4 separate regions of the Homo sapiens genome follow, and regions 1, 2 and 4 are each linked to region 3. The links are chromatin loops, found by intact Hi-C in ENCODE. Cell type or tissue: endothelial cell of umbilical vein. All regions are shown on one strand.

Evidence for each region. Hi-C counts contacts between places; a loop is a spot of excess contacts. Peaks named below come from ENCODE experiments on the same cell type or tissue, not always from the same donor. Only the 100,000 strongest peaks of a DNase experiment are listed, where the experiment ranks them.
Region 1: a loop joins it to region 3, with 10 times the contacts of the local background. A loop is called at or near these places in 4 of 110 quality-filtered maps.
Region 2: it touches region 3 in a loop (14-fold over the local background); 9 of 110 quality-filtered maps call a loop at or near these places.
Region 4: a loop joins it to region 3, with 8 times the contacts of the local background. A loop is called at or near these places in 4 of 110 quality-filtered maps.

The regions. Positions count from the first base shown.
Region 1 is chr6:130,755,289-130,763,288 of GRCh38, forward strand. The region is part of intron 1 of LOC105378003 (a long non-coding RNA gene); the gene reads right to left. Among named protein-coding and RNA genes, the nearest start is that of SMLR1, 68 kb to the right of the region's middle. In endothelial cell of umbilical vein, a CTCF peak has its summit at 4,928 (motif pointing left); a DNase peak (open chromatin) is centred at 4,913; H3K27me3 peaks cover 188 bases.
Region 2 is chr6:130,839,157-130,847,156 of GRCh38, forward strand. EPB41L2 (erythrocyte membrane protein band 4.1 like 2) reads right to left here. Exons shown (of 20, transcript NM_001431.4): 20 at 191-1,442. Among named protein-coding and RNA genes, the nearest start is that of SMLR1, 16 kb to the left of the region's middle. In endothelial cell of umbilical vein, a CTCF peak has its summit at 4,601; a DNase peak (open chromatin) is centred at 4,585.
Region 3 is chr6:130,360,595-130,368,594 of GRCh38, forward strand. It overlaps TMEM200A (transmembrane protein 200A), which reads left to right and starts at 5,423. Exons shown (of 3, transcript NM_001258277.2): 1 at 5,423-5,930. It also overlaps a transcript of SAMD3 not described here. RefSeq lists silencers at 1,697-1,897, 4,857-4,956. In endothelial cell of umbilical vein, a CTCF peak has its summit at 4,868; no DNase peak of the experiment used is centred here; H3K4me3 peaks cover 1,675 bases; H3K27me3 peaks cover 1,432 bases.
Region 4 is chr6:130,599,221-130,607,220 of GRCh38, forward strand. No RefSeq gene overlaps it. Among named protein-coding and RNA genes, the nearest start is that of SMLR1, 220 kb to the right of the region's middle. RefSeq lists an enhancer at 2,740-3,939. In endothelial cell of umbilical vein, no CTCF peak of the experiment used is centred here; DNase peaks (open chromatin) are centred at 2,071 and 3,251; H3K27ac peaks cover 2,891 bases.

The DNA of each region.
Region 1 (8,000 bases), 390 kb after region 3:
CTACAGAAGTGTGGTTGTCAGGGACTTGGTCACAACTCAAGGCTGAAGAAAATATTTTTTAATTTTCTATAACTCAATTTCTGGCCCTAGGCCCCCATTTCACTGGGGCATCCCTAGGTTATGCTGATCTTTCTGTATTTTTACACATGACTAAAAGGATGGTGGTGGTTCCCACATGTCACTGCCCTTGTCTGCTTGGCCCTCTTGGCTCTGGAGGCTCTCTGAGCTTCCTCTGCCACCCACGGCTGTGGGGATCTTCTGGGAGGCAACCCAGGTCCCTCTTACAGATAAACTGCATAACCATACCTCTCCAGCATCTCATGGGAGACCCAACTAGGTGATGGGTTAGAAAGTTTGGTGCCGGTTCCCAGGTCTCTCATGCCCTCTAGAAGCTTCCTTTCTTTTTTTTCCCCTCCTGTATTCACCTGCCAAATATGTTGGTTGTTTCCACAAATAACCCACCCTTCTTAGTGTCTACGAAAATACTCAGTGTTTTTCTAAGTGATTAGGCTTTTGTAAAGCAAAAGCCAGGAACACTTGTAAGCCAGTACTGTTTTCCCCTCAGCCACATAAATCCCTAGAGGCAACAGTCTTATTATCTACTTCCTAAAAAAGAAAACGAAAAGAGAAATGGAAAAATATAAGAGAACCACAAAAACAAATTAATGTCTTAAACGATTATGTAGCCACAGTAGATTTGGTAAAAAGCATCAGAAGAGAAATAATAATTAACATTCCACATAGTTCTGCCGTTGTGGTTTTTAAAAATAGGTCTACAATTCTTTGATATTCTTACTTTCTAGAGGTGGAACTTAATTTCCCTCCCCTCAAGTATACGGTGGCCTTAATGACCAGCATGTAATGAATAGAAAATTGCAGAAATGATGAAATGTCACTGAAGTGAGGTTATGAAAAGACGGAGGCTTCTGTCTTGGGTGGTCTTGGCTAGCTCTCTCTCACACTGTCTCTCTTTCTCTCTTTCTCTCTCTCTCTCTCATACTCTCTCTTCCTTGGATTATTTGCTCTGGGGGAAGCCAGCTGCCATGTTTCAAGCTGGCCTGTGGAGAAGCCCACTGGAGAGGAACAGAGGGAGGCCTCTGGCCAACAGCTTCTGAGGAACTGAGGTCTGTCAACAACTACATGAGTGAGTTTGGAAGTGGATTCTTCAGCCCCAGTTGAGATATGAGATGATCGCAGCCCTATTTGACAAAAATCTCACAAGAGACCACCCAGCTACATACATACATAAAACGAGTTGGAACCAAAGGTGGCAATCTAAGACAGACACAATTTTAATGGATGAAATTAAATTACCAGTAGAAAATAAGTTATTTCCATGTCAGTTGGTCAGAAGAGGCCATTTTCATGGCAACATACTGAAAAATTATAATAATGAAGATAAGTTTAAATAGAAGAAAGGACAGAGTGAACAATTTTACCAGTCTATAAATGGGTTAAGTGAGATGCCTGCATTACCCTGCCCAAAATCAATAGAAACATATGCAAAATATGTGATGCCCCACCCATTAAAACTGTATCTGTCTGCTGTTAGCATTATAACCCTGCTTTGGAGTTCCAAAATTTGCTTTTCTTTCCACTCTGATATTTATAATCAAAGACTTAATTGCTGTAACTTCGAAGCAATTTAAACAATGCTTTGTTAGAAAAATTACCCTTAAAAGTGTGATTTACAGAGAGCATACTGGGTTAAGCATTCACAATATCTCTGTTGTCATAGCAACTTGCAGTGTGAGTTTAACCCAAAGTGGTAAGGTAACTAGAAAAATGTTGGTGATATTGGAATACAGAAAGACACATATACTACAACTGACATGCTGTAGCCTTGACATGGAAATTCTAATGAGCATTTTAAAAAGCAAAAGTCATTTTGTTTTATCTTGAAAATGCAACACCTTAACTAAACCAAATACAGATCTAAAACTAAACCAGAAATTACTGAAAATTTAGATACAGTTATTTGTATCATCCAAATAAGAAAAGTTTGGTTTCATGCTTCTAGAAGTTAAGCATGAAAAATAATTTCCAAAGGTTATGTTTGATCCCTACTTGATGATTTCTCTTTCTGTATCAGGAATGTACTTAAAGAAACAAATCTGGAGCTATAGTTCTATAAAAGATTATAAGGGAAAAAAGAAATGACATAAATACTTTGATAAAATAAAATAATGTTCTGCATCCCTGTTCTCTAAAATTTCAGAACTTACGCCATATGCCTACGTGGTTAAATACACAAAATAACGAAAGGACTCAGAACCTTAACAGAGTCCATCGAAAAGATTTTATGTGCATTTCTAGTTCAGGTTTTATTACTAAAGGTGCCATTTAGAAGCTCCTTCTAAAGATATGCCCTGCAGACACCTTAAAATAACACTCAACAACAAAAATATTATCTTGGTGATAATTTTACTGTCCTTTTCATAGGGGGTATATGGTAATAACAGGGTAAGCCTGGACAAAGCAATTAAGAATAAGAAGTGTTAATGCTCAGTATTGTTTATGTATGTCACTGTAATTGAAGGGGATCAGAATATGCTACTCCAAAATATGTGCTTTGGCATAAAGATTATTTTGAGCTGAAAACGTGTGAGATTCAACAGATGTAGAAGGAAGCTTTCTCAGAGCCTCCCTGATCTGACTAAAAGCAGAAACTCCTCAATAATAAGGACTGCCATAGAGCCCTTCTCCCAGGGAAGGTTTATGGCCATGAAGAAGATGGAAAGATGACACTGAGATGGATCTGCACAAACAAACCTTGCTTAGATAGCTTTTATCTTCTGTAAGTTTCCTCCATGTCATTACCATTCCTCAGTTTTCAGCCCCTAGAAGTCTAAAAACCCCTTTCCTTTGCCTTGACATGCCTCCACAATGTATGACTCTTTGTTAAATAGGTATATAAGCTCTCAGGCCTATCTGTTTCTTGAGATTTTCATGTGTTTTCTAGGAAGGTCCCTGTGTCGCAAAAAAAATCCAATAGAACTTATATGCCTTTTATCCTGTTAATCTGTCTTTTGTCAATCTAATTTGCAGGGCTCCAGTCAATGAACCTGAGAGTAGAGGAAAAATATGTTCCTCCCTTACATCATTGAAAAATCCATGCCAAAATTTTCCCCTTTCTGGAGCATTTGATAGTGAGGACTGGTATCAAGATAAGTCAGTTTTGAGTTCAGAATCTGGGGGTTACAGTACAGAAGCGGAGGTTTTCTGGGTGAAACAGAGAAATAGAGAACAATAGACGAAGGAAGAGAGATTGGGAAAAGCAGAGACCCAATTTGTTTCCCTACCCATTCTCCACTGGACTGTGCTTTGGGCCTAGCTCTAGGGGACTGTGGGAGAGTCAGCTTCTGAAAGATTAGAAAAATATCTGTCTTGTTTGTTTTTCAGGCCTTTCAATTCCTGAAATAACAAGAAGAGATGTGTAGCTGTGAAGGGAGGTTCAACCTCTCCTGGTCTTGAATCCCTTACTCAACTTCCCCAGGCCCTGGGTATATGGTTTCTCCTTAGGGCAGACCTATAAGGAAGTCAAAATGGGTATTTCCTGCATTGTCTCTCCCCACACCTTCTTCTCGGGAAGATCTTTAGAACACACCAATGCGTACTCCCATTTATTTAGAATTCAAATACAATGTCCTTCCAGTTCAATCATGTGTAAAATGGAGGTTTCCTGACTGCTTTCATTGGTGAGCATCAACAACACCAACAGGAAGAACAGCAGAGGCCACATCAGCCACAAGCCACCCTGTCATCTAATGAATGCCAATTAAGCGCCAAACACTACCCTAGGCATTTTATAAACATTAATCTGACAAATTTCTCACAATGATCCTATGGAATAGGCATTAGTACTCTCATTTGTTGGATGAGAGATCCAAGTCTGACAAAGAAAACAAGCAGCAACACAGCTGTTCTGTTTTCTGAATTTATCTTTTAACTTGATTCTCTTATCATCTATATGGAATTGAAAGCTTCTTGAGAACTTATTCTATTTTGAACTGCTTCATAGTACCTAGCACAGTAATTTATTTGGGGGTTTTCTTTACTTAATTATTTTAATTGACAATAAAACACTGTATATGTTTATGGTGTGCAACATGATGTTTTAATACATGTATACATTGAGGAATGGCTAAATCAAGTTATTTAATATATGCAATACTTCATATACTTATATTTTTTGTGGTACAGACACTTAAAAACTACTGTCTTAGCAATTTTCAAATATACAATATATTGTTATTAACTGTAGTCACCATGATATACAATAAATCTCTTGAGAAATTTCTCATTCCAAAATGGAAGCATAGAAGCTAGCTGGCACCACTCTCCCAACAGAAAACCAAAAACAAATATACAGCCCCAAGATTATCACCAGCAATAATATCCAAAACTAAAATATGAGAATGAGACAGTTCCTGAGGCCACAAAGAAATGAAGAAACTCAGAATCTCTTAGTAGACAGTAAGAGAATCAGACTTCCATGTCTGTGACATCCTTCCCCCAATCTGCCTAGCACCAAGTGCACAGAAAATTTTTCCCTGACTCATGGTTTCTCAAAAAGTGAGGTGAAGATGGACAACTGGCTTCCCCATCATCTTGGGTTTCCTGGCAGAAGATCTGTCCTTGCCTCAGCCCCAGGAATCAACAGGAGTGCCTGAAGGGAGAAATAGCCCTGAGGACAGCCAAAAACAAAGAGGGGAGGCAGGACTACCATCCTAGGCCTGGAAACTGCTCTGTAATTCAGCCAAAGGAGATGCCAAATCAGAGTGGCTATTCAGCAGCACCATGCTATAGGATTGTCCTGCAGGTTTCCTGGGCATGACACCCTAGCCAGTCTTCCCACTCTATCAGGATATTCCCTTTGGGACATTTACTAGAACCTAGACAACCTGTGCTTAAAGCACCATCTAGTGCTCAAAGGGAGGCAGTGACCTGGTCGGGGTTGGGAGGAAAGAGAAAATCAACTGGTAAATTATAAAGAAAGAGCACTCCCTTATTTACTGCAGCACTATTCACAACATACAAAATATTGAAATTAACCTGTGTCTATCAGTGGATGAATAAAGAAAATTTGGCTGCATATACACAATGGAATATTATTTAGTCGTAAAAAAGAATGAAGTCCTGTCATTTGCAGCAACATGGATAGACTTAGAGGTCATTATTTTAAGTGAAATAAGCCAAGCACAGAAAGACAAATATTGCATGTTCTCACTCATATTTGGGAGCTAAAACAGTGGGTCTCATGAAGGTAAAGAGTAGACTGGTGCTTACCAGAACCTGAGAAGGATAAGGGGAAGATGAAGAGAAGTTATTAATGGATACAGATATACAGCTTGATAGAAGAAATAAGACCTAATGTTTGACAGATAAGTAGGGTAGCTCTAGTTTATAATAATCCATTATATATTTCAACATAGCTAGAAGAGAATAATTTGAATGTTTCTAGAATAAAGAAAGACAAATATTTAAGATGATGTGTATCCCAATTACACTGATTTGATCTGTACAAATTATATGAATGTATTAAATTGTAACATGTACCCCCAAGACATGAGCATGTATTATGCAAAAATTTAAAAAATTGGCCATCACGAAAAAAGAGTTAGTGAATTTGAAGACAAGTGAACGAAAGTCATCTAAATTGAAGCACAGAAAAGGTAAATATTTTTTAAAATAAACAGAACCTGATTTACTTGTGGAATAATATCAAGCATTTAACATATATGTAACTGGAGCCCCAGAAAGAAAGGAGAGAAAAAAAAAAAGTCAAGCAAAAAATTACATTTGAAGAAACATGGGCCAAAATTTTTCTATATTTAAGCAAAAACAGATTTGGGAAGCTTAGTGAATTCCAAATAGGATAAAAACAAATAAAACCACAACTGGTAACATTATAAGAAAACTTAAAGAAAAAAAAATGAAGTGAAAACTCTTAAAAGCAGCCAGAGTTTCAAAAGATTCATCCCATAAAGGGATCAATCATAATAATTATGGTTTTCTTTTCTTTAGAAAGAGTAGAATCCAGATGACAATGGAACATCTATTCCTGGAAAAATTCTTTATGGTGGATTAGCTACTGGTTCAATTTAATGATATTTCCACTAAAACTATTTAAGAAACATCACATGCAAGTTACTTAAGAAGCAATATAACTTGGCCGGGTTCAGTGGCTCACACCAGTAATCCCAGTACTTTGGGAGGCTGAGGAGGGTGGATCACATGAGGTCAAGAATTTAAGACCAGTCTGGCCAACATGATGAAACCCCATCTCTACCAAAACATTCAAAACTTAGCCAGGCATGGTGGTGTGTAATTATAGTCTCAGCTACTTGGGAAGCTGAGGCACAAGAATCACTTGAACCCAGGAGGTGGAGGTTGCAGTGAGCTGAGATTCTGCCACTGCACTCCAGCGTAGGTGACAGAAGGAGACCTTGTCTCAAAAAAAAAAAAAAAAAAAAAAAAAGGAGCAATGCAACTTACTGGAAAACACCACACCATAAAATTATGATAAGATATAAATATTTTCAACAGAAAAATGAGACTCAAAGATGTTCTGCTAAGTCCGTTCTCATGCTGCTAAAAAAGACATACCCGATGCTGGGCTATTTACAAGAGAAAGAGGTTTAATGGACTTACAGTTCCACATGGCTGGGGAGACCTCACAATCATGGCAGAAGGCAAGGAGGAGCAAGTCACATCTTATATGAATAGCAGTAGGCAAAGAGAGAGAGACTGTGCAGGGAAACTCCCCCTTATAAAACCATCAGATCTCATGAGACCCATTCACTATCACGAGAACAGCACAGGAAAGACCTGTCCACATGATTCAATCACCTCCCACCGGGTTCCTCCCACAACACATGGGAATTCAAGATGAGATTTGGGTGAGGACACAGCCAAACCTTATCAGATGATTAATGGGTACAAAAAAATAGAAAGAATGAATAAGACCTACTATTTGATAGCACAATAGGGTGACAATCATAAATAACTTAACTGTATATTTTTAAATAGCTTAAAGAATGTAATTGGATTGTTTTAACGCGAAGGATAAATGCTTAACAGAATGGATACCCCATTCTCCGTGATGTGCTTATTTCACATTGCGTGCCTGTCTCAAAACATCTTATTTACCTCATAAATATATACACCTACTATATATCCACAAAATTTTGTTAAGAATTTAAAAATAAGAGAAATTAAATACACAACTATAATTCAAGACATAATGCAAAAACAAAAATCCAACAAAAAAATTGTTGTTTTTTGTTTGTTTTTGAGATGGAGTCTCACTCTGTCGCCCAGGCTGGAGTGCAGTGGAGCAGTCTCGGCTCACTGCAACCTCTGCCTCCCAGGTTCAAGCGATTCTTCTGCCTCAGCCTCCCAAGTGCTGGGATTGCAGGCATGTACCACCACGCCCAGCTAATTTTTTTGTGTTTTTAATAGAGACAGGGTTTCACCATGTTGGCCAGGCTGGTCTTGAACTGCTGACCTCAGGTGATCCACCTGTCTCAGCCTCCCAAAGTGCTGGGATTACAGGCATGAGCCACAGTGCCTGGCCAAAAATATCATCAAGTTTAAAGGAGCACGAGACCGTCTCTAGTTATAGAGATTAAGGAAATCTTCAGAGCATTTGAGATGGACCTTGAAGGATGAGTAGAATTTTCTTAGGGAAGAGCATGGAGCAGACAGTGTGCACAGAGGCAGAAAAGTAGAAAACCATGGAGTGGAAGAGGGCATAATCCAATTATTCAGTTCATCTCTATCACCAGTGACTACCAGAGGAGTTGTCAGAAATATCTTGGGTAGGCAAATTGAGGCATCCTGTGAGGGGATGTATAGGTCATCCCAAAGATTCAGAATGTTATTCTGTAGGTTATGGGAAGTCATTTTCCACCTGCCAGGGGTCTGGCAGAATCAAGCTACATTCTTGGGGAAGATGAATGTGGCAGATGGGCTAGCAGCAAGAGGGACCTCAATCC
Region 2 (8,000 bases), 480 kb after region 3:
CAACATTAGATTTACAAACTTTCAACGTCGCTTTCACCGTTTCAAATAGTGATGTTGGCAGCATCATCAAATTACAGAAGAGCTGAAAACAGATTTTGAAATGCTACTTTTCACAAAATACTAAGACTTCTGATGAAAAATATCACTCAAGTTTGTTTTTTTAACCCTTTAGAAAAAGAGAAGTGACAAGTTTAGAGAATAAACAAACTTTATTTTATAATAGTATTACAGGAAGCAAAATATCATTTAATACAACTTGAGGCTGCTATAAATCTAATCTGGCATCGTAACTATACATAGGGTCAAAGGCAAAGGAAAAAATGTTCAATATAGTTAATAAGTCCCTATCGGGTCTCTGGTGCCAGCTTTAAATGGTATAACTTTCTTGTAACCAACAGAACACCACCACAGCCCCCTCCCCCTCTCCCCAGCATCCTCAAACCTGTGTGAATCATAAAACTATCTGAAAGAGATAGGCCTGCTCAATAACAAAAGGTAAGTTTTACATGTGTAGACAAAGAGGTTTAATACAAAGCAAGAGTTCTACCCAAGTGTTCAAATAATGGAAAGAATTGAAATGTGGGTATGTTAAGAAAGAAAGCACTAAGGTTTTAAGCTGCCTGAATCTTTTAGTAGAAGGGAAGAAAGTTTTCTCTTTCTCTTCCCTCCTGTTCTGGAATGCTGCCGAAGGGCATGTGTCTGACAAGCATTGGCACTGTGGTGCGGCAGGGTCTCTAAGCACAGTGCACAGTCAGTGAACTTCTTCATTATTCTCCAGTCCAGAGATTCTGACTCTCTACTAAAAGTAGAAAGTCACAGGACTGGAAAGTCAAAAGGGTCCAATATAAAAAACATCCCTGTGAAATTCTCAAATATTAGAAAATTTTCAAGATGTAAGAAAGGCTTTTAATCTGTATTAATATTTTCTCATACAGTATATTTGCTGCAATTTGAAAACTCCGTAAATATTTACTGTGAGAATTCAATGAAAAGAATCCAGAAGAAGGAAAGCCACTATCTAAATTAGTCACAGAGTTTCCTTTCTGCGCAACAGCACCTGTTCAAGTGAACAGCACCTTACCAGCTTGGGCTGGCTTTGTTCACTGTCATTTGATCAAAGTGAGTCATTAAAAGCAGGTAGTTGCACACAAAGTAAACAGAAAACAAAACCAAAACCCCTTAATTAACAACAACAAAAAGAAAGAACTGAGAATATTTAGAAGTGGTTATAAAACAAAATAATATATTAAATGCATGGGAGCAATATAGACCAGAGCTGGTAAGGAAAGGTTTGGTGTTGGCATTTTAATTCTTCAGGCTTCTGGTCATTGTTACCAGTTGTAGCATAAATTCGCTGGAATAGTGGTGTGGCATTAAGACTTGGAACGGTCAAAAAATCTTCAGGGGTTCACAAAGTTGAGTGTTGTTTAAAAAATGACTTTCTAGAAGAGAAAAAAAAAAAAAAAACAGAAGGCTTAAATATTCCAAAAACACAGGCTTGAAAAAAATGTTAAGTAACATTCATCAAGTTTTCAATCAAGTAATCAACAGTTACTGTCTGCCTAGTCTTACATTAAATAGTATGTTTACCAGAAGACAAGCATGAGACACTATTCCACTCTCGAGGGCCTTAAAATACCTGGAGAATTGACAAGTACGCTAGAAGCAACTGGCAAATAAGAGTTCACTGCAAAAGAATTTATTAGCATAAAACAGAGACAATTCATATGTAAGAATTTAAAGACAGAAACCAAGGTAGGTTTTAAAGCTATACTCAGGGAAAGGGAAAGTCAAAGTCTATTTTCTTTGTGCTAAAACGAATGGAAATGGTGCTTCAGGTGGAAAAACACAATGAGGAAAGAGGCATGGAGGTGAAGAAGTACACAGTATTATGACAGTAAGATGTATGTTGGGGGAGGAGGCAGAAACGAATGGAAGGAATAGGACGGTGAAGAAAGGGACATTACTAAAGTTGAGCATTGGTATAGTGAGTAGTAAATAAAGGTACAAAATATTAGGTCTATTCTTTAATAGACTGAGAAGTACCAGCTTGATCTAATTGACCAAAAAAAAAAAAAAATGAATTAAGAAAAAACATTTGGACGAAAAGACCAGTTGGCAATCTACTACAATGGTCCAGGGCAGAGTGCAAGAGCCACAGAGAGATAGAAGACTGGTCAAAGAACTTGGGGTTGGCCAGTCATGCAGGGCATGATAAGCCCAGGAAAGGAGGTTGGGATCGTTTCTTCTTTGGTTTTGAGGAAGGGTTTGTCATGGTGTGATTTACGTTTTGAAAACACTGCTGTGGCTTCAGTGTGATGAATAAGCTGAAGCCGGCAAGGAGTAGAGGCAGGAACAACAGTCAGGAGACCAGTGCAGGAGTCCAGCTGGATGAGGAAGATGACAAATGTCAGGCATTCCTGCCAGATGGCCAGGACCCAGACTTGAGTGGTCACCACAGAAATCAGGTGGGAGAGAAATTTGAGAGGCACCACTAAGGAGAATAATCAGAGTGTGGTGGTTAAGAAGTAAGTATAAGACAGGATGATAAGGTTTGGAGTCTGGGACCTCAAAAAAAGGAGAGAATGAAGGCTTACAGCCTGGGTGAAGCATTAGACCTAGGGATATAGATTTGGGCATCAGAACAAGGGATAAGTGAAACCAACAGATAGAACTAAGTCTCATGTGAGCATAGGAATAAATGAAAGCCACAGAGTCTTGCAGAAGTCCACAATCAAAGGTAAGTGGAGAAGACTTTTTAAAAAACCCATGATGGTGCAATGGCCCTGAAAGAGAAAAGGGTTTTAAGGTGGCAATTGTTTCATTTTATATTTGAACTTGGTTGGAAGTTTTGGCAAATGATAGGTAATCACAAAGGACAGTGCAGAGTGGTAATTAACGTCTTTTCCAAGAGACACTGCTCCCAAAGTCAATTAGAATGTACACTCTTTTGGTTAGGTAAAATTAAGTCTTGCTTTAATGAAAAAAGTTCCTACCATTTAGATTTATCACAGATAATATTAAAGCCTCTTGATTATTCAGGACAGATTGATTAATCAACTTCATTGTTTTCTACCCTGTTGTCTGCCTTAGGTTATTTCATTACTCATTAGTACTTCTGTTTGATTCTAGGCTGGGGGAAAAAAAAATCAATGGAGAAAATAGAAAGTCTTTTTTTAGGTTAGTAATTATGAAAAGAAATGTGGGGGATGATGAAGGGAAATGGATACAATTACCAATCAAATTGGATTTGGCAGTTATATGACACCTTCAGTCATGGAACCTGTTCTTGTTCCTTCAGAGCTGGTATTTCCATTTGCTTTGTTTAGTAAATATGCATCATTTGTTGAACACAGCTGCCATTTTGCCTAGTTTATGTTATTAAAAAAACAAACCCCTGATGCTATCAGGGCCTGAAAACCTACAGAGAGAACAATGTTTAGGATTCTAGTCTCCATTTTCTCTAGGCCCTATGTCACTTTATTGCTTTGCATCTGTTTTCATCAAAAATAAAAATTTCACTTTGTAATGAGTCATAAATTTGTAAAGAAAAGCTAAAATTAAACTTGTTTCAAAGTTATTACAGGAAACTAAGCATATGTTGGAATTGAAGGGATCTTGATCTCAAAAAACTTCAACATTTACTGAGCTAAATATAGAGAAAAAGACATAGTTACCCAAATAAACTCAAAATGTAATTTATTTCCATTAATAAACTTTTTTTCTGGTAATGAATATTATAAATGATAACCTTCATGTGCTCTTAGGATTCCAAACAGCTTTCAGAATCATTTTATTGCCATTTTAATGTTAAAACTTATTTATTTTCTCATTCTTTAAAAATCAGTAAATCAAGTTTAACTCTGAGTTATTAGATATTGTGTCAAAACATCCCAGTTCCTTATTGGCGTGGATGAACAAGAAGTAACTTATTGTACGAAGACTTTATTTACATATCCACTTATCTTTTTTGACTGTTTCTTGCACTTAAACACATGTAGAAATACGTTCCTAAGTACTAAACAGTTAGCTTTTGAGCTAGAAAAGAGAAAAGATAAAGACAGAATCACCAATGTCACTGCTACATAAGCATCAGAAATACTGTACTTTTCTGTCCTCTGGCAGGTGTCTGTGAGAAATAAACTTAATATCTGACAATTTTTTACAGGCTAGAATTTGGGACTAAATGATTTATTACATATTCCAACCAAACTGAAAACTAGGCAATGGCTCTTCATGTAAAAGCTGTAAAAGTTTCAAGAACATTCTTTTCTTTCTCTAAGCTTGAATTCTACTCATATTCATAGAAGTCTGGGCATCTTTGTCAATACAAATTGGCAGGCATTAATTATAGACATTAATTCAACCTGCTTTCACTTTTACACTATCACAGGTTCATCCTGAGTTTGGGTAAGATCATAGCTGTTAAGCATATGGATTATACTTTATGTATTAGAATTGTGGTGAAGTCAACAAAAATAAAAGCATTCATACCACTGTTCTGTTTCCAAGTGTCACTGTTCCACCCTGGCCTATACAATGTCAGTAAACATTCTAACTACTATAGTCACATTCCTTAGTCTATGTCCCCCTCTTTTGGCCAATGTGAGAATAGATCAATGTGGCTCAATTTCATCTAATCACAGGAGTAATTCTATGTTCAAGTTCTTCAAGGATATATGTTGGTTGCATGCCTTGTCTTAAGCACTCACAGAGGGATCAGAGAGTTATTTACCCTCTCAGTGCACCCAATGAGCAGTGGTGAAAAAAGTCCATACATACAAGTTCTATGATCTTGCCCGAAAAGCACAATCTTTGAGTTTCTAGAGACAAAGGGCTCATGTATTGATCTCAATCTTGAGTGCTCTACTCCAGAAATTGACTCAGTAAACTGATTTCAAAAAGCATTTGACAGAAAATACTAGCAATGCTGCCTTTAAGTGGTACAGCACTCATCTAGAGAGAAGTCTCAATAAAAATGCAAAAATGTGGTTTTCCCCCAGATAATACAACAATGCAAATAATACAAGAAAACAACATTTCTTCAGATTAATGAACATTCAATTACCACAGAGCAATAACATAATCAAATATTCTGAAAACGGGAATGAAATATTTACTTAAGGCTGGGCATGGTGGCTGACGCCTGTAATCCCAGCATTTTGGGAGGCTGAGGCAGGCAGATCACGAGGTCAGGGGTTTCACATGGTGAAACCATGTGGCCAACATGGTGAAATCCCGTCTCTACTAAAAATACAAAAAAAAATTAGCTGGGCATGGTGGTGGGCGCCTGTAGTCCCAGCTACTCAGGAGGCTGAGGCAGGAGAATCACTTGAAGCTGGGAGTCGAAGGTTGCGCAAGCTGGGATCGTGCCACTGTACTCCAGCCTGGCCACAGAGCAAGACTGTCTTAAGACACTGCATTTCCTAAGCAAAAATGAACTCTGTGCACTCAGGTGTAAAATTAAATTTTAAATATGATACTTTATGGATTTGACAGTTATTTCAAATGCTGAACTTTTCATTTTATTCTTCTTTTATCCTCAATTTGCATATTTGATTTTAATTTCTAAACAGAATTTCCATTGTTTAAATTATAAAAATCAGCTGGGCACGGTGGTTCACTCCTGTAATCCCAGCACTTTGGGAGGTCGAGAAGGGCAGATCACCTGAGATCAGGAGTTTGGGACCAGCCTGGCCAACATGGCGAAACCCAATCTCTACTAAAGACATAAAAATTAGCTGGGCATGGTGGCACACGCCTGTAATCCCAGCTACTGGGGGGCTGAGGCAGGAGAATCGCTTGAACCCACGAGGCAGAAGTTGCAGTGAGCTGAGATCATGCCACTGCACTCCAGCCTGGCTGCCAGAACGAGACTGTCTCAAATAAACAAATAAATAAATAAAATAAAAATCCCAGAGCCAAAAATGCAAGCATGCTAAATTTCCATTTGGTTAAACCCAGAAAAAAGTCAATTCTTAAAATGTCTGTATTACCATTAAAATATACACGAAGTGTAGCCTGCAGCCCCTGAGGACTGCTGAGTCTCTTTAAGGGGACCATAGAGTCAAAACTGTTTTCATTATCATACTAAGACATTATGTCCTTTTCAGTGTGTTGGCATTTTCACCAATGGTGTAAACAAATAATGGTGAGTAAATCTACTGGCAGCTCAGCCTACATAAGTCGAAGCAGAGGAATCAAACTATATTTGAGGTAACCTTATTCTTTTTTTTTTAGAGGCAGGGTCTTGCTCTGTCACCCAGGCTGGGGTGCAGTGGTGCAATCATAGCTCACTGCAGCCTTGAACTCCTGGACTCAAGGGATCCTCCTGCCTCAGCCTCCCAAGTAGCTAGGACTACAGGCACATACCATCACACCCAGCTAATTTTTAAAAAGTTTTTTGTGGACACAAGCTCTTGCTATACTGCCCAGTCTGGTCTCGAACTCCAGGCCTCAAGCAATCCTCTCACCTCAACCTCCCAACGTGTTCGGATTACAGGCGTGAGCCACCAGGCCTGGCCTGGCACCTTATTCTTTACCAGTGTGCACTTGCAGTAAAATAGAGAAGACAGTTTCACTTAAGGAAGTCCTTGAGGACACAGAAGAAATATTAATTTTCCTACATCTCAAGCCTGAGTGCATCTTTTTAATATTCTGTGTGATGAAATGGGAAGTATGCACACGCCATTCCCGCTGCATACAGAAGTACAACAATGTCTAGAGGAAAAGCATCTATGGGAATGTCTGAACTGTGAGTTGAAGCAGCTGCTTTTTCATCAACCACCTTTCTTACTTGAGAGAATCACTGACAGACAAGGGATGTTATTCAATTTGGATACTAGGTAAACCTTTTATTGAAAATGAAGTTGAGCCTGTCGCCTCAAGAGAAACAATTGACAGTACTTGTTGCCAATGATAAAATGCAAGCTTTTAGGTGAACATTAGAATTTGGAAAATGGTGTTTTGGCCACCATGAGCTTGATAGCTTCCCGATATTAAGACTCTTGAGGAGATCAGTGGCAGCGAATGACCCTTTTACTGTCTCCATCATTTTACCTTTTCCAGGATGTCATACAGTTTGATCATACAACATATATAGTCTTTCTAGACAGACTTCTTTCACTATGTGATGATTTTTAACTTAATAAATATTTATAAAACTTCTCAGTTTTGACTTATGATAAATTTCAATAGATACAATTCACATGAACAAAATCTCTTTGGGCCTTCAATAATTTTTAGGTGTATAAAGTGGTCCTGAGACCATTCAGTTTGAGAACTGCTTATGTCCAATCTGCTATCACTAAACTACTGCCGTTTTCTTCTGTCACAGATATTTGTGTATCTGCTGAGTACAGGGAGAAATTAAATCCAGTGTTTTTCTCTGCAGTCAAATGAAGCACAGTATCTGTTCTACAAATAATTCAGCAAAATGCTTTTGCTTTTCCTGGTTTGCTGGAACATGTTCATGCTGTTTGGAGACCCCACCTTCTTAGGAGGCTCTTCTGTGGGTCCTTTAAGGCCCAAGTCCCATCTTCAGGCCTTTTGGGACTGGGTTGACCTTCCTGAGCCCTGTGTCCTCTGAATGAACTGTATTACTCTCAAAGGCCTACATGCTAATATAACTTTACTTCAAATAGTAATAAAGATACTGAGCTTCATCTGACTGAAAAGCAAAAAAATATCGGATTTAACTTTTATAGATGTTCCTATGATATTTTACTCCTGGCTTTGCTTCCAAGTTAAATTCAATCTTACTCTTAGAGATGTCCAGTTCAGTATCCCCATTACTAACTGTCTGAACCAGTATCTTGATTTCTTTACAGGGTACTTCATCTAATCTAGAAGCTTTTCAGTCAATCATACACACTACTGATAAATTCATATTACTAAAGGACATGGCATGTAAGACCATCTGCAATTTGCCTTCAACAAATGTTTCCAGCTGTGCTGAGAACTCTATACATAACCACGATGGAGGTTTGCTTTTCCCGACA
Region 3 (8,000 bases):
CACAGGACCGGGGCAAAATTAAAATTGCTAATGAAGTTTCGGGCACCATTGTCATTGATAACATCTTATCAGGAGACAGGGTTTGAGAGCAACCAGTCTGACCAAAATTTATTAGGCGTGAATTTCCTCTTCCTAATAAGCCTGGGAGCGCTATGGGAGACTGGGATTTATTTCATCCCTACAGTTTCGACCATAGAAGATGGCCACACCCAAGGGGGCCATTTTAGAGACCCACCCTCAGGGGCATATTCTCTTTCTCAGGGATGTTCATTGCTGAGAAAATAATTCAGCAATATTTCTCCCATTTGCTTTTGAAAGAAGAGAAATATGGCTCTGTCCCGCCCGGCTCACTGGAGGTCAGAGTTTAAGGTTATCTCTCTTATTCCCTGAACAATTGCTGTTATACTGTTCTTTTTTCAAGGTGCCCAGATTTCATATTCTTCAAACACACATGCTCTACAATTTGTGCAGTTAACGCAATTATCACAGGGTCCTGAGGCAACATATATCCTCCTCAGCTTACGAGATGACAGAATTAAGAGATTAAAGTAAAGACAGGCATAGGAAATCACAAGGATATTGATTGGGGAAGTGATAAGTGTCCATGAAAACTTCACAATTTGTGTTTAGAGATTGCAGTAAAGACAGGCATAAGAAATTATAAAAGTATTAATTTGGGGGAACTAATAAATGTCCATGAAATCTTCACAATCCATGTTCTTCTGCCATGGCTTCAGCTGGTCCCTCCGTTTGGGGGTCCCTGACTTCCCGCAACATGAAAGGGTATTCCCTGGACCCCTAAATAGCACGATTTAAACTGCATTATATTTTACCAAAATTGTGGCTTAATTCAGGTCTAAATGATTACTGTTTACAAACTCAGCTGTATGTGTGTACAGTCTGTTGGCTGTAGGATTAAGAAATCTTGATATTTATAAACATTTTAGAATTCAAGATGCCAAGTAGTTTTGTTCTAATTTAATAAAAACAGATCTAATAAAATTGTTAAGAAAAACCTTATTTTTCTTTACTCTAGATCATGATTATGGATGGATAAATCCCAAACAGAAAGATGATGTAGTGAATTTTAAAATTTTATTTTGTCAACTAATTTAATGTGGTTGTACTGTTTTGATTGAGCAGAAACTGCAGAATTAAATTCTTTTACAATAAATTTTCACAGTGTCTGAGAATGTTATGCTGAGAGGCACCCCTTCTTGGGTTGGGGAAGTATCACTCACACAGTGCCTGAGAGATTTGTTGAACATCTGCTACATGCCGACCCAAATGTTTTACAACTATAATTTTATTATCAGTGAACACTTAAATCAGTGTTATGTGGACATGTTAAAATTATTGGCAGTTTATGGATGAGGGCAATTAAACCCAGAATAGTCAGTAAAAGTTAATATTTTAGCCCGGCTGTTCGGGTCAAAGGCTATGCTCTCTGTGTAACACCACACCACCATCACCAACTGAAATGTAGCTAAAAAGGCAGCATTTGGGCTGTGCTTCTGGAAGGGACTGAAGTGAAGGCTGATATAAGCAGAGCACCAGGGAAGTCAGAGGACATATGAACAGTGCCCTAGTGCAGTGCTTTTCAAATATTAACATGCAGACAGATCACTTGAGTATGTTGCTGAGTTGCAGAGTATGATTTAATAGGTTTGGGCAAGGGCCTGAGATCTTGCTATTCTAACAGTTCCCCCGTGATGCAAATATTGCCGAGTCTCGGACTATGCTTTTGAGTAGTCAGGCACTAACGAAAGAATGACTGGTTCAGTACCATGGACAGTGGAACAGGTGGGCCACCACTACCATCTTCTCTCATTTCAGTCAAATCTCTATTATCTTCTACAGGTAGATTCTTGCAACAAAAACAGTCAAAATCTTTAAAAAGTAATTTTTGGATTTCTATAAGCTACTTGGTGATTATCCTTCAACAGGCACAAATCTGTTCAGAGGAAAGAACTGGGCTTTGGAAGGGAGAGAGTATGGCTCCTTTCACATTTCTAAATGGTACGCTGCCAGTGCCCCTCAGGCAAAAAGAATCTAATCAGGTTTATTATCTAACAAGGAGGTATCTGATTATCTAATATAGATGATTCTGTATCTAATACAGAATTTATAAATATTTAAGTAGTCGTATCAGCCTCAACATTATAAAACATCAATCTGAGAGGGGTTAGCACTGTTACTTGCACATTTAATGAACAGAAAAGAAATTAGCAACATCTTTCTGCTGTGAAATCCACTGAACTATTAGTCAATTGCACATAATGAGAAAGAAAACATGAAAAGTATGACAAAGTGCTATTCAAAATCACGGTGAAATAAAAATGACCTTAAAATTTTATTTTTAAATATATTTCCTCTACCTTTTTCTTTATCCTATATTCCTCCCCCTATTTACTTATTTCAAGAATAAAGTCAGAAAGTTCATTTTCTTTATTGACTTTACCCTCTACTTTGAAAAAGCACCCATGGCTGCTAGCAGAAATACTACAGGGGTTTTAAGACTATCAATCTATTTCACATCAAGAACAAAGCCATTCAGATAAAAATCTAGCAAACAATTCTATTTTTTCCCATTGAAGACATTTTTATTTTCTGTTTAAGGATCCCTTCTCAGGCCTAAAAATGCTATGGGCTACATTTAAGGCAAGAGGAAATGAATATAATCCCACACAAATTTTCTAATAGCCCTTCTCTTAGCCTTGTTACATGACCTCTTAAGAATACTCATTCTTTTTCATTTCAACGTATGTTTCCAAAATTAATTCATTAAATATGAATTGCCATCCATCAGACTTTTATAATACTATACCAAGAGTGAAAATGTTGATCTTCATATTTTGACCTTTTTTCATGTTAATTCTTGATTCCAGAGGAAGAGCCTTTTTTTGATGATGTTAATTGCATTAAAACAAGTTTGATGTGAGTGTATATATGTTCAATCACATATGTATTGAGGATCTGTGACTTGTAGGAAGAATATTATACACATCATTTCATTCAATTTTCACAACACTTTGAAATAGATACTTTGTTCCTACTTAAGGGATGGGAGAAATGAGGTACCAAGTCCCTCTGTTAGTAGGTGGTGGAGCTTGGATTACAGGACACTTGGATTACTCTCTTTCTACTATGCACTCTTATAAGATGGGCTTGTTCTAGTGGAAATTTACATATCTCATATAGACACAGCAAAAAATATTATGTGTGAAGTGCAGTGCTACTTGATGGCGAGAAGTAGAAAATAGTTGACTTCTATCCATTATTTCCAAAGCCGATGTGTAGCTGAATTCAAAATCCATTACTGGCATGGTATATTCACTGTCAGATGGGAAGATATTGGCCATTAGTAAGGATAAATAATTTACCTGAGATTCCCTTGAGCACTCAAGGTCAGGGAAAATTTATAACTAATGTGTTGAGAGTTGCTCGGACTACTGAATTGCAAATAATCCTCTATTTACAGGCCATTTTACCCGCCTCTTCTGAGACTAATAGTAATTATTTTAAAAAGAAATCTAAATAATTCCCTTTTGGTGATTTTACTTAGTCTATCTTTCTTCTTTTTTGGTAAATCACTAAAATCTGAGTTCATAGTTCATAAATGAGGAAGCATCAATATCTGTGGCCTTAAGAATGTGCTTATTCCTTTTTTCATGGCTCTCATCAGTCTCTTTTTGAGGACGGCTCAGTCACTCAATGCTTAAAATGGCTAGATGACCATTTTAAACGTTTTACCATGGGTCTTAGAGAGGATGTCACCTCAAATGATCTATGGACTATGAGCCTATTCCTATTACTCACTCCTTAGATAGTGAGGGGAACCAGGAGGTGTTTCCTCTCAGGAGCTTTACAGACAATGTGGCTTCAGGGTGTTTCTTTATAAAATGTAGAGGTAACTAGGAAGAGGGCCCAATGGAAGCACACTCCTTTGATATGGTGCTTGACAAACACATTTAAGAAAACCTAAGAGAATTGAGCAGGTGGCTGTGGGCTAGAATACTAGATGCAGGTGGGGTAAAAATAAAACCACAGATGGTTTATAAAGGTGACTCATCCTTCCCCCACCGTAACTCCTTTAGTTTTCTTTTCTTTCTTTTTATAAAACATTTTGATTGTGACATCTCCACTAAAAGTGCCCAATCTCTAAATTCTTCTAGTCAAGGCAAGAAGGTTATACCACAGGAAATCCATTTCTACAGTCTCTTCTCATTGCCATATCTGATTTTAAAGACTTTTTTTTCTAATGTGGAAATTTTTGCATGGCTCTCCCCCACCCCCCAAACACGGATTTTATACCCCCCCAGAAGCAAACTTTTCTTGAAAACGAGATAAACAGATCACACGCCGAAATAAACAAATACACTGCACCAGAATATCATACTTGCCTTCTATCACTTAAAACAGATCCAGGGGACACAAGCATAGCACACACCTTGTGCATGCGGCTGGCCTGCACAGGGGGTGGTTGGAATATCCGGTAATTAGTTTTACATGAAACTTTACTTACGGAATTGGCCTGCATATATACAGTCATCACCGTCTTTGCCGAATTAGAGACGACATATTTTACTCTGTGAACAGGCCAGTCTCCACTCACTGGATGTTTGGGGTCAAGGAGGAGTAACCTGAACCTCTCGTTGGCTTTGATGTTTGGAGTCGAACATCCGCACTGCTCATCGAAGACCCCCGTGCTTCAGTTCCCTCTGTCTTCCATTTCCCCCGCCCATGGTTCTCGCCCCCCCAAGCCGTTCTCCGGAACCCCTTGCCGGGCCGGCGGGAAGCGTGGACGGAGCGGGCCTTGGCCGCGTCTTTTCCGGCCAGGTTTGGTTTAGCTCGCGCAGCGCCCGCGCAGCCCGCCAGGGGGACCCCGGCCCGCCGGGCGGCATCTGAGGAGAAAGCGTCCGAGGGGCGTGGAGCCAGGGTCCTGCGGTGCCTGCTCCGGGAATACTGCGAGTCGGCTGGAGCTCCCCAGCCGCTCCGGAGAACTGGGGGAGCCGGGTCCCTGGCTCGGTAACCGGTGGTCCCGCGGTAGCTAGAGGCGGGCCCCACGGGTGGGTGTGTCCGTTTCCGCACGCCAGCCTTCCAGCCCGGGAAGAGCGCCTGCAAGCGGGTACTTTGTTCCCAAAGATGGGTTTTGTCTGCGGGTGATTTGGGCTCTCGAAGTGCAACTTTGTGGCCGGGACGCGGATCGGCCGGCCTGGGCTCCTGCAGAGCAGATCCTGTCTGCGTCCTCCAGGAGGAGTGGGTGGCAGGACTGGGGTTTCCCACAGGTTTTGGGGCGGCGGCGAGATTGGCACGGTCCGGGGTCGCAGGCGCGCAGCCACGCCCCTGGAAGTCCGCCCCGGCCCCCGCCCCCAACCCGCCTCTTCGGGGCTTTATGGCGTGAGGTTTGGGGCTGGGATCCATCTGGAGCCGAGCAGAAAACTTTTCCCCTCCCGTTCCCGGTCCCTTTTGTCTTTCTTGGACGCGGTGGCGGCGCCGCCTGAGCGGCGACTCCCTCTCCCCTGCCCGGCTTGCTGCGCCCGGTGCCCTCCGAGGGCAGGCGCGCCTGGACTCTGCGCCCGGATGGCGGCGGCCCTCTGTGAGCACCGGCAGCGGCGCATCCCCTGCCCCGAGGCCTCCGGTGCCCCCCCGGCGCGGGCATAGGGGCGCCCCCACCCTCCGTCCGCTTGCACCCCTTGCCACCCGCCCCCTCGCCTGACTCATCCGCCCGCGGTGGCCGCCCGAGCCCTGGGATGGGGAGGGAGACCGCGGCTGCCCGCGGCGGCCGAGATTCCCGCTGACGCCCCCGACCCTGCCGCCTTCTTCGTCCGCCTCCAGAGGCGCCCGACGTCCCGACAGCTCCTGGAGTGAGACCAGGACTGAGAACAGGGAGAGGCGACCCGACCCCCAGGGCCCGGTGCTCAGGACAGGTGAGGGGAAGGAAAGGGTGCTGACGGGAGTGGGGAGGTGGGTGGGCGGCCACCGCAGCCGAAACCGGGCACTTCTTCAGCCCTCTGCCCTCCCCTCCCCTCCGCTACAGCCTCCAGAGTTAGGTAAACGCTGTCTCTCCTAAAGTTTGGGAAATAAACCAAGTCCGCCATCAGGTCCAGACTCCCCAGTCCCGGGAGCGCGAGAGAAGCCGTGCGGGGCAGCCTCCAAGAACCCGGAGTACTGGAGCGCCTGGCTGGGTTTCTCCAAGCAACACCCTCCTTTGTCTCGGTTCCTGAGAGTCAGCATTCTCTGTAATGTCCACAGCGTTAATTCATGATTGAGCAAAGTATGGTCAGGGTTTCGTAAAGCAGTATCTGGATGGGGTAGAATCTACACAGGCAAAATGGAGAGGCAAAGCAATTATTTGCAAAATTCAGCACTACTCTTCTCCCTGTAGTCTTGTCTGTAAGAGAAAGGACTGAGGGCTTCTAAGATTTGCTTCATTAATCATTCTTTTGCTATAAATTGTTCCAGCCAACACTTCACATTGTGTAGGCGCAAGCTCTCTGTGTGTATTTACCGCTGTTTGATTTAGAAAAATGTGTGTGTGTTTGTGTGTTTTTTTTAAATAACAATTCATTGTTCAGTACCGGGCATTGGTAATGTCGGAGAGAAAGGCAGATGCAGCACATACAGGTAATTGACTAATTGGAATCAGCCTTAGTCCGGTCCACCTTAGTCTGGTGTATTTAAAAACTAAATATGTTGGACTAAAGTGTCTCTTGCCTTGTCTCTTCTGAATACCTTCAGAAGTAGTTATGGACAACTGCATAGAAAACATTTCAAGAATCGATGATTATTCTTGTTTATAAGAAAGAATATTGAACTCTCGGTTTTGCAATCAAACCAAGTTTGAGGCACACTTTCTATAGTGCTGTATGCATAAATATTACCAGAGCTTGTGAAAGCTATTTACTTTGTCGTTTCTTGAATTATGGAACACTTATAAAAAGACCTTCAATTTGTTATTTGGCTACTGATACTAGAAAGCATTATCATTTTGTGAAAAGTAGACTAAATTTTGAAACTTTTTAAACCTTACTTTATTTTCCCACTGTTTACCTACACAGAAGTATGTAGTTGTAGTTTCATTCTTTATAAACACCTCAAGTGAAGAATAGAAGTCCTTCTAAACAGAAAATAATGCTTCCATTAAGTGGAAACTATAGTTAAATGCTTTGACAATTTAACAGTATGATTTTTTTACTGTAAAAAACACACACTGAGGTGTTTAGAATGATTTTTTAACCAAGTCCTACTAGATAGCTCATAATTATGAGATAATGTAACTATAATTTGTAACCCTGGTTATAATTAGCTTTGTATCTGGGCTGGGAAAGCCTTCATTAGAGTTGTATGGAAAGTCCCTGTAGGTAAATTCCAGGCAGTTAGCACAGAAAGGCTTCACCTGTTGCCTTTGAGGCAGGTCTAGGTAAATGCTGTAGTGTCTGAAGACACCCGTAATCAGAAGGGATTCTTCAGGAAAGATCATTGTAAAGAGGGATGGCTGTACTTGTTATTTTAACTTAGTGGAATTTTTAGTGAAGCTTTTGAATACTACAGGAGTTAGATTGTTATATTTGGACTTGTGTAGCTTCAGAATTTTGACAATAGCTCATTGGCCAGAAAAGGATAACTACTGACATATAGAGGGAACGGATCTGAACTGATTGGTTAAATGCTGTACTTCTCATGATGACTCTTAGCATAAAGGAAAGAAATTCATATTTAGCTTAGGAAGATAGATAAGAACAAAGATAAAAGCAAATGTCAACTTTTACATTTCTTAAGCAAAATTAGTAGAGGATAAAAAATAAGCCCTTGTAGTCATACACGTTACTTATCAAATAGAGGGTAGAATTTAAAAGAGGAAAAATAACTTGTGCAGCAACAGAAATCCAAACCTGCAATGAGATGGACCTCATTTTATTAAGGAATGTATATCTGATTTACAGTTTTATCAAGCAGATCCACTTGTTCCTGGACTTACGCTATGTTTTGTCTGCTGA
Region 4 (8,000 bases), 240 kb after region 3:
TCTGCCGAGATGCACCACCCAATACCACAGTTTTGCTGTGGGATCTATGTAATCAGTCCTCCTGGTTGTCAAAGCATCATCTCTTGAGATTTATTCCAGTAATCTAAGAAGAAACATGAAAGTCCTGTTTGTAGCACATAATTGAATATTTTAAAGTTCCTTTTGGATTTCCTTTTCATATTTGCTTGCTGATTAACTGAAATCCATTTTCAGGTCATAAATACAAAACTAAGAGCAAAAATCAGAGAGAGTAAGGAAAAGGTGTCTACTGTGAATCCATAGAAGTGTTGATTACATATATACCTTATAAAACAAGGAAACTCAATTTTTACCTTGTACATGGTTTCAATTTATTGTTGTCTACAAAAATCTCCAACCCCTGATTTTGGTCAATAATGTAAATTTATTTCATGTTCTTTAATTACTAAATATTTCAGGTCTACAATGTATATGTAGATATATAATACTTGAGAGAGAGAAGAGAACTATTAGTTATAATAAATGTCATTACTTTGTGTTTTCTTCTCAGTGATTCAACATCAGTGGTTATCAAAGTGTGGTCCCTGAACCCAAAATAGTATCACCAGCAACTTTGTTAGAAATACAAATTGTGGGCCCAGGCCCAAACTTACAGAACCAGAAACTCGGGGGGTAGGGCCCAGCATTCTGTTTAACAACAAATTCTGATTCTGATGAATGCTTCAGCTTAAGAGCCACCATTCTACACCTTGCAGATGACTTCCAAATCGACATCTGTTTCCAAATGCCTAATGAACACAGACTTAGAGATATAGCACAATCCAAATATCTCAAAATTCAAGTTTGTCATCTCCTTGATAAAACCAGTTTCCCTTCCCTGTACTCCCTAATACTCCCTAATACTACCTGTACTCCTTAGCTAATCAGAGCTGTCTAATTACCAAGTGTGTTAGTTTTCTATTGATTGTTGCATTAAAAATTCCCCAAACTCAGCTCACATAGTTTCTGAGAGTTGGAATTCTGCGAACAGCTTAGCTGAGTGGTTCAGGCTCAGGATCTCCTGTGAGGTTGTGGTGGTCAAGATGTCAGCTGGGGCCGGGTGCGGTGGCTCACACCTGTAATCCCAGCATTTTGGGAGGCCAAGGTGGGCAGATCACGAGGTCAGGAGATCAAGACCACGGTGAAACCCCATCTCTACTAAAAATACAAAAAAAAAAAAATTAGCCCGGTGCAGTGGCGGGCACCTGTAGTCCCAGCTACTCGGGAGGCTGAGGCAGGAGAATGGCATGAACCCGGGAGGTGGAGCTTGCAGTGAGCTGAGATCGCCCCACTGCACTCCAGCCTGGGTGACAGAGCGAGGCTCCGTCTCAAAAAAAAAAAAAAAAGAGAGAAAAGAAAAGAAAAAAAGATGTCAGCTGGGGCCATAGTTATATAAAGACTTCTTTGGGCTAGAGAAATGACTTTCAAGCTCACTCACATGGGTATTGTCAAGAGGCCCCAGTTCCTTACCACGTGTGCCTACCATAGGGCTAATTACTAGAAGGCAGCCACTTCCCCCAAGCAAATATTCAAGAATAAGCAACCAAGGAAAAAGGGCACACTGATTTTATAACCTAATATCAAAAACCACACACCATCACTTCTGCCATTATTGGTCAATGAGGCCAATCCTGGTACAATGTGGGAGGGGATGACATGAGCATGAGACTACCAGGAGGTGGGGATCATTGGGAGTCATCTTGGAAGCGTTAACCGTGCCCAGACAAGTATTACCAGGAGATTTCCAACTCTCTTACTCTCACTGTTATATACAACCCATAGCCAAGACTCATCAATTATTCAGTATCTCCCATGCCTGTCCCCTTCATTGTAGTACTTTTCCTGACTCACTCTTCTATCTCACTATCTTGCCTCCAATCTCTATACTATTCCAACATTCCTTCTCACAGCTGGGTAACATTCCTAAAATACAAGCCAGATTTGCCACAACAGACCTTCAAAACCTCTCTTGCTTCCTATCAAGTAAGTGATTCTTACTTAGAATGGCATTTACAGCTTCCTCTGACCTAAGTATAATCTGTCTTCCCAGGACCATTTCCTGCTATAACTCTTCATTCTTCTCTCTCCAGGCCAATGATTGGATATCTTCCCCAACTCTTTGTTTCTAGCAAAGCTCTTTTGATATTCTATTTATCCAGAACAACCTCTTTCTACTCCAAAGCCAAGATCAGATGCTGTCTTTACTGATATTCCAGTCAGAATGAATTATTATCATCCACGGCATGTTATACCTCCAATACAGAATTAGTTGCAGCTGTAGTTAGTTGTTTAAGAGTCCCTATTTCACCTACAGATTTTAATCTCCCCAGGGTTAGGGGTTTTCAGTTATCTTTATTATCAATACAATATTAGGGTTTGTTGAATTAAAATATATAATTTCAATAGGCCCTTTCATGTGAGAGATGATTCATACTATTCTCAACAATGCAAAGGAAAGGTATTTAAGTTTGAAATAATCATGACTATTCCCCTAAAGAGTAGCCCTTCCTACAAAGTTTCTAGTTGGAAAAGTAGCCTACAATATCCAGGCTATATTTTCATTTGAAAGACTTTTCCTACAGACAGATGGGACAGTCTCCTTTTACAATGGAACCTAGAAATGTGCATGGAGATGGAAGTGGTGAAGGCTCGTAAGTGTGGCTTATAAACGTGTTAAAATCTAGGGTGATGGGAGCCCCTAAAGGGTTTTTACAAGGGAAGTACCTGATCAGATTTTTATTTGGAGGAATTGCCTCTGAGGGAATTACAGGCTACCTGTCTGAATTGGACGGGGACAGAAGTCAAACCAACGGGTGATGGTGGTACGCTTGTCTACAGTGAAGGCAGAAAAGATGGAAAGAAGAGAGTTGCTCAGGGGGTAGAACTGGCCAGACATGATGATTGATTGTGAGGGAGAGAGCTGAAGGTCTGGAATGATGCCCCGGTGAGGGTTTTGTGCCTGTGAATCTGGACCTAGGATCAGGACTCAGTGGGGAAAAACACCTTAGAGCATGAACTTTGCACAACATGGTACCAGCATCATTGTCATGTATGGAAGACAGCCCATTCTGGAGAGAGGCCACAGGAGCTATCAGGAAATTACGCTGACCTTTTTTCACAAATGAATAGGCTCAAAATTAGATTCTTACACCGACTGACTAAAGGGAAAGCTATTAAACTGTCAGACAAGAGCTCTCCCTGGTTTTTATGAGTTACCATGATTCATCGTTCCAGGGGAAGGAGCTGAGCAAGAATCATTTCCGTGGCTTCTCAGGAGTTCCTGAAAGATCACACGCTACAGCATGAAAGCGGAAAGACTGATTCATAATGATAGCACCAAATATCAAATCAAACATCTAAATACAAAGTGTGCATGCTTGATATGTGATTATCAGGCATGTGATGAGGTTTTACTAAATCAACTTGATTGTTCTGGTTAGTATTATGAACGCCCTTTCATCTGAGGGTAGGGATGATAGAGATACAGAAGATAGCCACATATAACACAAAATCTTTCTAACTAAACATAGTTGACACCAATTATGACAGTCTCACATATAACATGCTTCACGTGATTAAGGGTTCTTATATTACATGGTACATTTGAGTACTGGTGGGGAAATGGCCAATAAAATACAGCATATCTTCCAGGGAGTTTTTTAAACATTTGCATTTGGATACCCTGAGAGGAAGCAAGTATCTTTCAGCCCACAGCCACAGATATGCTTAATTCTCTCACCGATAGTATTGCCTGGCTTCTGAGTTGGGAAATCTGAAGGAGAACAACCAAGAATGCTGAAATGGGGCAGGGCGCGGTGGCTCACGACTATAATCCCAGCACTTTGGAGGCCGAGCCAGGCAGATTACCTGAGGTCAACATGGTGAAACCCTGTCTCTACTAAAAATACAAAAATTAGCCAGGCATGGTGTCACACACCTGTAATCCCAGCTACTCGGCAGGCTGAGGCAGGAGAATTGCTTGAACCTGGGAGGCAGAGGTTGCAGTGAGACGAGATTGCGCCATTGCACTCCAGCCTGGGGGAAAAGAGCGAGACTCCGTCTCAAAAACAAAAAACAGAAGCAAAAAGAGTGCTAAAATGGGTATCCTTGAGAACAATTAATACAAGTCACTGAGCTAATTTGAAAGGAGACAGAAACACAGGAGGGTCGCCCTGCAGCTTAGAGTATCTCCCTGCCCAGGATATGCATCATCCCTCTGAAGCCATGCTGGCCCTAACCCTTATTATTCCCCTTAATAGCTCTTAAGGTACAATCCCTAAAAAGTCTTAGGAGGCCAGGCCCTGTGTGTGTGGATCCTGCTCCCACTTCCAGATTCTTGTCCCATCACTCACTTACCTTTCAGCAATCTGACCTCCATCCCCACAGAGCATCGCAGGTCATCGCAGCAGAGCCCTGTGTGGCATCCCACCCAGCTCCCCTTTCAAGCCCAAGGCACTCATTTCCCCCAGCTGCTAGGAATTTAAGCTGCTTAGCTCACACCTGAGTCCCACTTTGGGAATTGCCCTCACCTGGTTCTCCTAAGGTCATGCCCCCACCTCGGGACAGAAGATTGGTCCATAAGTAGCCTCAGAGGCCTGAATTTTAGGCAGCTCCAAAGGACACTCCAACTCCAGAGCCTCCTCCTTTCCTTACAGGTGTTATTCGTGAAAGCACACCCGATAAACACCTGGCCACAAATCTCTGTTTCAGAGTCTGTTTCCAGGGAGCCCACACCAGGACACAAGCCCTCCTCATGCCTGCCCCAAAGCCTTTGTTTCTGTTCTTCCCTCTGTCTGAAACATTCTTCAGCCATCCTCCTTTCCCTCTTTCCCCAAGTGTCTCACCTACTCCTCTTTCTTAGTTCTGGGGTCACTTTTCCAAGAATGTCTTTCCTGAAAGTCCAGTCTAATTCAGGTCCCACTGTTCTATGCTTTCGTGGAAACCAGTTCCCTTTCTTTATAGGGCTTCCATTTGCAATTATGCAGACATTAATTTGCATGTCTGCCTTACCTACTCCAGTAAACTCCATGAGAGAAGGAGCTCTGTTCCTTCTCACATTGGTGTTCCAGCATACAGCAATGAATCTGGCTCAAGTTTGGAATTCAACGAATAGACATTAAATTGTCTGGTGGATTAATTGATTGATTGGTGGAGTGAATGGCCTCTGCCATCAAAGTCCTTTCTTTTTCTGATTCATCTTCCTGATAACAGGGAGCCCCATTTTCTGGTGACCATTCCTCACTGTGAGGTTTTTAAAGTGCAACCATGTGATAAGCTGTAATTATTGTCTTTACCAAGATCATCTTAAGCATTGTATGTTTCATCTGTCAAATGCTAATCATCTAAGAATGTTGAGGCTGAAAACAAGAGAAATGTATGCATCCTCAGCACTGTACTTTCATGGTAGGAATTCCAAATAGCTAATGGACAATAACAATAAAATAGCTCAGTATTAAAATCAGGATCACTACTTCACCAAAGTCTTTTAAAGTGTTTGTAGTAAAGTTGTGGGAGATTGAGCTCTAAAATGCAGAGGAAAAGAGCTCTTTTTACTTCTACTTTCAGAGACTTTTGTTCTAGAAATTATTTTTAGTGTCGGTAAATTATGCTAATTAAGACAACTAAACTAAAAAAGTATATTTAGAACCAAGAGAACATATTTTACTAATGGTTTATGATTTCCCAAGCAGATTTAAAATTAGATTTATGTTATTTTAAGATATTTTTGTTTATCCAGCCAAATGTCACCCTAAAGGTCAAGCTGGCCAGAGAAAAGGGAGAAATTACTCTCCAACCAGCATTTTCTAAGCACATTCACTGAGCAAGGAATTCAAAGCCAAGGTCATTGGTGTCAGGAGAGATATAGTCTCGGAGGTTGCTGAATGATTCTAAAATCTTGTTAAGGACTCTGAAAAAGAGAAGAGAAAAGCCAGATCTTGACAGGCCGGAGCTTGCCTGGTGCTGTCAGTACTGTCCTGGCACTCAGAGCTAGGTTGTGGTGCTGTCCTGCTGAACACAATTTCACAGAACACCCACATCAGTCAAGTCCCCTGTATGACTTTGATAGATCATGACAAAATCAAGACACTTCCAAAAGATGTCTGAACTTGTACAAAAACAAGAACATTGTCCAAACCCCCCAAAATATTAAACATCCCCTACCCTAGCTGATATGAAAGCTGCTTCTTTACCAATTACAGCTTTAGCCTCACTTCATTCCTCCTGCCATATAGATAAGATTTATAAAAGATACCCAGTCATAGAATTGCTTCCCAACAGCATCCAATCTGGAGCAAAACCTACTTCCTTGAATCTTCTCAAAAATTGTCTAACACAAGCCCAGATCATGTGGGTCCTTTCTACCACGTTCTTATTGAGTCACCCCACAGCTCTCCATGGTATATGGTCTTCCTCATTGGAACAAGTCAATAAACTCCATTTGGTTTAGCTATGGTTGTACTGCAGGTGGTCTTTCATTGGGGGCCATAGACAACTCTCAACAGAGAAAGAAGTAACATTTAGAGAAGATATGGTTACAGTCAAATTGCCTTTATTAAATATTTAAACTTGAAATATACACACTTATTTCCACACCTTCACTCTAAAGCCAAACCAATAATTTCATAGTGTAGTAAACATTTGGGGCAAAACAAATTATGAATCAAGTCCTTCCTGTATCTCAGATAGGAAACGATAAATGATGGAAAGTCAGGAAATATAATAAATAGGGAAACAAAAGGACTATAACCTTTTAAGTAGCAATTGTCAAGACCATTAAGTAGAGTCGAGTCCTGGTGAAGCACAGTTGTCATGGGGAATAGGAGAAGAGTGGCCTCCGAGGAACAAGGTGAGCCCTGAGTATTAGGGCCAAAGCTCAGGCATAGAACTATGCAGGCGATATGGTTTTGCAAGGCCACAGGCATCGTGCTTTCCTGCATATGCCTTTACCTAAACAGTCTGTTTTCTTCTCTATTGTAGAATATGTTATTCACTTACTTAAATTTCATCTGATTTAGTTCAATGGTATATGCGGACTTTTTTTTTGGTCTTTACATATCTATAAAGGCACTGTTATCCAAGTCTCAGGTTTAAGTCTTAAGTTTTACCCAAAAAGGTTTAGAATAATCTAAGGAAAGTATTCCTCTGTGATATATTTTTAAGCAAACAGACAGAGGGAAATCTGATTTATCCAATAATTAAAGGAATAATACTAAGTCTATGTATCTTTTTTATAATGGTATACTTAATCTGAGAACATCAGAGCATTATAACAAAGACATTCCATGCTACAGTCAGAGAAACTCACAGTCTAAGAGGTGCCAACCCTAACTAAACAGGCACAGTGAGGATAGTGTTGCTCCAACTGATAGTTCCAAGTAGTAGCTTCTTGTTTTTTAAGTTTATTTTAATTTTGATTTTTTACAAATGTCAAGTAAAATGTTACATAAAAACATGTATTGGGCCAGGCGCAGTGGCTCATACCTGTAATCCCAGCACGTTGGGAGGCGAAGACGGGCAGATCACAAGGTCAGGAGATCGAGACCATCCTGGCCAACGTGGTGAAACCCCATCTCTACTGAAAAAATACAAAAAAATTAGCTGGGTGTGGTGGCGCATGCCTGTAGTCCCAGCTACTTGGGAGGCTGAAGCAGGGAAATTGCTTAAACCTGGAAGGCAGAGGTTGCAGTGAGCCAAGAATGTGCCACTATGCTCCAGCCTGGCAATAGAACAAGACTCAGTCAAAAAAAAAAAAAAAAAAAAAGCATTAACAGGCAATATAGTGTGAAGATTAAGAACATAGACTACATTTAAACAGACTTGGGTTTTCAGCCTGACTCTGTTGCTTTCACAGAACATGACTGCTGTGATTTGGATGTGTCTCCCAAAGTTTATGTGTTGGAAAAGTCCTCTGTACAACAGTGTTAGGAGGTGAGATCTAATAAGAGGTTATTAGATCATAAGAGCTCTTCCCTCATGAGTGG